Regions from separate parts of the Homo sapiens genome. Here region 2 is linked to region 1. Evidence: read pairs that join two places in POLR2A ChIA-PET (ENCODE). Cell type or tissue: Panc1. All regions are shown on one strand. Links, peaks and the distances in the headings refer to the core of each region. The heading gives the core; the rest is flanking DNA.

Region 1 (2,786 bases), core at 1-2,500:
CCACCACGCCCGGCTAATTTTTTGTATTTTTTTTTAGTAGAGACGGGATTTCACCGTGTTAGCCAGGATGGTCTCAATCTCCTGACCTCGTGATCTGCGAGGAGGGGACCTTTCTTCTGCCGCTTGTCTGAGAGAGGTTTCTGAAGCAGAATGTGAGGTTGAGGTCTGCACATAAAGAGCTGCTGTGACTGGGACATATCTTTAGATGTTACAGCTAGCTTTAATTTGCTGGCCTCTACCAGTGTTTACTTAAGCTTATTAACATGCTATGTTTAGAGGCTCACTTAGAACCCCTTTTGTACTCTGGGTCTCTTAAAGCATTGCTGTGATTGGTCTTTATCTTTGGCATTTCCTAGTAGCTTGTCTGTTGTGTATCCAGAACACAGTTACTCTTGTTACAGTCCCATCACATTTTAAGAAGGTGCAGGAGAGAGACAACAAAATGAGGATGTGACTTTTTTTTTTTTTTTTTTTTTTTGAGATGGAGTCTCGCTCTGTCACCCAGGCTGGGGTGCAATGGCGTGATCTTGGCTCACTGCAACTTCCACCTCCTAAGTTCAAGCGATTCTCCCACCCCAGCCTCCCGAGTAGCTGGGATTACAGGCACCCACCATCACGTCTGGCTAATTTTTGTATTTTTGTAGGGCAGAGTTTCACCATGTTGGCCAGGCTGGTCTTGAACTCCTGACCTCAGGTGATCCACCCACCTCGGTCTCCCAAAGTGCTGGGATTACAGGTGTGAGCCACTGTCCCTGGCCGACAATGTGACTCTTGAGACTAAAAGAACAGTTGGGTATGCCATTTCTGGAGAGGACTCCTACATGTGAAAGGCACAGATACTGTTAAGTCCCCAGAAACTTGGATAGTCTGGCATTGGAGTTCACAGAATTGTTTGGGGAAATGAGCTTCCTTGGTAGGTAATTAGAGATTTAAAATGAAATTTGGGCTTCACATTCTAGTAGTGTCATATTGAGTATGAGTGTTGACATTTCGCTTAGAAATGTGGAAGAGTGACTGACTGTTCAGTTAACAAACATTTTAAATGTTTAAGAAAGGGAGGAGGATCATTAGCTCAAGTCAGAAAAATCAAATCTGAAATATTTAGTTTCTCTTTTATTGTATTGAATAATGGGACAAAAATGACATATCATTAACTGAGATTTTTATGCATTTTGAGGTATTAGGAGATAGGAGTACAAAAAAAAACCCATCAGAATTCAGGTAGGTAGCTCTTAATTTTCAGTGTTTTGTATCCTCAGTCATATTTTGCCGTAACTGTGAATATGCCCTCTTACATCTTAAAAAAAAAAAAAAAAGATGGAGATAGATGTAGATACCTTGTCACCATAGTATTCCAAGGTTTTCATACTTTTTTTTTTTTCAGGTACCAGAGAATTTATGGTGGCCATATCAGAGGTCTTCCAGCCTAGATTACTTCTGGTCACTGATCTGTTATTGTCTCTAGCATAATAATAGAAATGTCAGGCCGTTCCTTCCAATAGCTTGTGTTTTCATTAGTCTCAACCTCATCTGTGAATGAGTGATTTGGGGGAAGAATGTGAGAGTCAACAAGCATGTATCCTGACAGGATCAGAAAAGAACAGGTTTGGGTAACTTTTTGGTTTGACTTGTACTCTGAGATCAGAGGAGGGTAAATGAACACTGGAAATGTGTGAACTCCAAGCTCCCTCTCCCACCTAACATGAAGAGATAGTTCAAGGAGGCCTACATAACTGCTGAGCTCTTTCAGTTTTTTTTTTTTTTTTTTTTTTTTGCTGGGGAATCGGGGGTTGTTGGGCTGGACAGGGTCTCCCTCTGTTGCCCAGGCTGGAGTGCAGTGGCACAATCATAGCTCACTGCAGCCTCTACCTCCTGGGCTCCAGCAGTCCTCTTGCCTCAGTCTTCCAAGTAGCTGGGACTAGAGGCACATGCCACTGGGCCCAGCCTATTTGCAAAACTTTTGTAGAGACAGAATCTCAATATGTTGCCCAGGCTGGTCTCAAACTCCTCATCTCTAACAGCCCTCCCGGCTTGGTCTCCTAAAGTGCTAGGATTACAGGCATGACCCACTGCACCTTGACTGCTTTGTGGTTTTTAACAATCTGTGAATCTACATAGTCTATGAATTAGGAATATTGTTTTGGAGCAGTCCACAAGCTGAGTCCCAAGTAGAGATCTCTGTTGGGATCTGCTTTTTGCAGTCACTAGTCTCAGTGAACCATACTGTATTTCTAGGAGGTTATTATAGAATTTGTTATTTCACAAATGAAATGTAAAAATTTTATTTTTGTCCGCCCCCCCAAAAAAATAAATAAATAAAAATGACCCAAAAAAGTGATTAAGGATATACAGCAATTCTGAGTTAGAAGGTTAGGATTTGAGTAAAAAATAATAGAAACAAGAAATGGAAGATGGGGAGCCCATTTAAGTAGAGATATTTGTTCTGTTAAAAAAAATCTACACATCTGATTTCTTTTCTTTTTTTTTTTTTTGAGACGGAGTCTCGCTCTGTCGCCCAGGCTGGAGTACAGTGGCGCGATCTCGGCTCACTGCAAGCTCCACCTCCCGGGTTCACGCCAGTCTCCTGCCTCAGCCTCCCGAGTAGCTGGGACTACAGGCGCCCGCCACCATGCCCACCTAATTTTTTGTATTTTTAGTAGAGACCGGGTTTCACCGTTTTAGCCAGGATGGTCTCAATCTCCTGACCTCGTGATCCGCCCGCCTCGGTCTCCCAAAGTGCTGGGATTACAGGCGTGAGCCACCGCGCCCGGCTACACATCAGATTT
Region 2 (2,808 bases), core at 124-2,623, 1.7 Mb after region 1:
TTGCTTAATTATATACAAATCTCAATTCCATTAAAGTATCAGGATGACAATTAATTAGATGTTTTTAGTGACTTTTCCAATCCCTTCTAATTAACTTGGAAGTGATTAACTGATTATCTAATTATATTAATTAGTGATTATCTAATTAACTAAGGAAGTGATTTACATGCTTCATGGGAAGTGTGAATTCTCAGCCAGGGGGTTTGAATGAAGGGAAGCAAGTGACTCAGGCATTTATTGGTTGCTTACAATCAGATTCCCACCGATGAGATCATGCCCATGTGTCTAGAGGTCCACACACAAGCAGCTGCCTCCAGCCCAACCCTGGAAGCTGAGTGTAGTCCCAAGTCCCCGCCTGCACCCCTTCCTATATAAACAGCCACTCTCGCTGTGATTATGGGGGCATACAAGGAAGATCAGGCTTCCATGGAAGCTTCTGCAACTGAAATCCACTGGGGACTTTAGAAGGAGCACCTGTAAGTAGCTTCAGGATGGATGGGGCAGAGTCTGTCTCATGGTGGGTGTTAAGCTGGCCTCATACAAAAGAGGAGACCCATCCTGATACCATGCCAGGTACAAAGCACTGTGTGATTTATTCTAAGTGTCTTGGTAACAGGACTTGAAGCCAGGTGGTGACTGGAAACCTAAAATGCAATATTTAGTCATAGAACATTAGAAATAGAAAGAAAATAACCTCCCAAATCATCTAATCCATCACTCAGCTAAATTCATTTAATTCACATCCCCAAACTACATCTCCAAATGTACAATGGTTTCATTCCTGGTTTAGGGATTCGAGGTTTTGTGTTTGTACAAAATATTTTAATAGTCTTATAAAATAAGATGTCCAAAACACAATAAACTTAAAAGCCAAACACAAGCAAAGCATGAAACAGAGGTTCTGAAGAGCAACTCCTCAATACAAATCAAACATTGTCCTTTATCTCCATTGTGACTTTCAGTTATGTAGGCACATCTGCCTTTTTAGATACCTAAATTATACATGAGGATTGTAAATATTCTTTGTGTGTATGTTAGGATGAAAAAAACCTGCCAAGGCAGGCGCATGGGCTAAAAGAATACACTTTCCTGTTTCCTTTTATTACCTGTTTAATTAAAAAAAAAAAAAAGTTGCCCCTGATAAAAGCCTCCAAGAAATGCCTCTAGTGGTATTTTCTGGAATTGAATTAAGCATATTAACATATTGCTATACAAAGCGGGGGGCGTGGAAGTAAGGCAAGGTGGACTGTGGTGCCAATCCTAGTGACATGTCAGCAGAGGAGGAGTTTCTTGCCTGTGGACTTCATAAAAGGCTAGCTCAACACCCTCCATGAGACACACTCTGCCCCAACCATCCTGAAGCTACAGGTGCTCCCTCCTGGAATCTCCAATGGATTTCAGTCGCAGAAGCTTCCACAGAAGCCTGAGCTCCTCCTTGCAGGCCCCTGTAGTCAGTACAGTGGGCATGCAGCGCCTCGGGACGACACCCAGCGTTTATGGGGGTGCTGGAGGCCGGGGCATCCGCATCTCCAACTCCAGACACACGGTGAACTATGGGAGCGATCTCACAGGCGGCGGGGACCTGTTTGTTGGCAATGAGAAAATGGCCATGCAGAACCTAAATGACCGTCTAGCGAGCTACCTAGAAAAGGTGCGGACCCTGGAGCAGTCCAACTCCAAACTTGAAGTGCAAATCAAGCAGTGGTACGAAACCAACGCCCCGAGGGCTGGTCGCGACTACAGTGCATATTACAGACAAATTGAAGAGCTGCGAAGTCAGGTGAGAGATGATGCTTGTGTTTCCTACTCTGTGTTTAGCTTCAAGATAAATCAAGAGGTTATCTATGTTAGGTAGGTCCAAATGGACTTTGTAAAGCAAATTAGGCTAAAATGTTACATCTATAAAAATTCTTTCATCTACCTTTAGTGCTGGAGTACCTGACTGTACAACAGGATGACCTTAAATCATGCTATTTTTAATGTTTAACACAATTACATACAAAATATGAACATTTTATCCTCCGGAATAAAATGAATCTTTGTCACAGCTTATCACATCAGGGCTAAATGTATAGTGAACAATCTTTCTGAAAAGAGCTAAAAATTAATTACGTGATAAATCTCTCTTAGTTTTTCACCTAGTCCTTATCAAGTTTTGAAACCCCAGTAAATTCAAAGACTTTTCTCCTTTTATTTAAGTAAATGTTATAATATGACTATTAGAATACTGTACTGCAGATTTAAATAGCAAAGTGATTCTGGGTGGAAACAGTGTGGCAGGAATATGGGTCTTAATGATGCCTGGATTTTTAAGTGCCCTGTTTAATAACATGACCATCAGCATCAAGCAGTTCAGAAACTACTTCTACAGTAATAAAATGTTCTATTGCCCCCAATTCATGTTTATTACAATCATATCACAACCTCCTCCTATGTCATCAAAAAAAGGGTGGAGCTCTGTATTTTATCAGTTTCATGGAATAAAAGCAGAAGACTTTGCTCCTAATTGAAAATTTCAGATATGACACAGAGCACTTGCTTCAAATTAAAGTTCTTATCTAATTAAGAAAAGTGTTCACTGTAATTTGTGTTAAGATTCATACTCCTTTAGAGCAAAGCGCATTTACTTACCAGCAAGTCTGTTTTTCTTGAGTTGTACTAAACATCAGGGCAATTTGATTCGGACTCCATGGGAAGTTACTTTGGAATTTTAGAAACTATGGGCATGTGAAGCAATGGCATTTAAATAGCCCTTCCGGAATAAAGTTCATCCTTCGCAAGCTCTCACTAAAAATGTTCGAACCACAC

Evidence for each region. ChIA-PET counts read pairs that join two places held together with the same protein. Peaks named below come from ENCODE experiments on the same cell type or tissue, not always from the same donor. Only the 100,000 strongest peaks of a DNase experiment are listed, where the experiment ranks them.
Region 2: POLR2A ChIA-PET joins it to region 1 with 11 read pairs; 3 of 35 experiments call an interaction of 5 or more read pairs at or near these places.

Annotation. Positions count from the first base shown.
Region 1 is chr17:42,603,683-42,606,468 of GRCh38, reverse strand. All of the region lies in intron 1 of RETREG3 (reticulophagy regulator family member 3), which reads left to right. Among named protein-coding and RNA genes, the nearest start is that of RETREG3, 4.3 kb to the left of the region's middle. In Panc1, for the core only: no CTCF peak of the experiment used is centred there; no DNase peak of the experiment used is centred there.
Region 2 is chr17:40,883,768-40,886,575 of GRCh38, reverse strand. It overlaps KRT20 (keratin 20), which reads left to right and starts at 1,334. Exons shown (of 8, transcript NM_019010.3): 1 at 1,334-1,780. The coding sequence starts at 1,391. All of the region lies in intron 1 of LOC105371777 (a long non-coding RNA gene), which reads right to left. In Panc1, for the core only: a CTCF peak has its summit at 1,157; no DNase peak of the experiment used is centred there; H3K27me3 peaks cover 410 bases.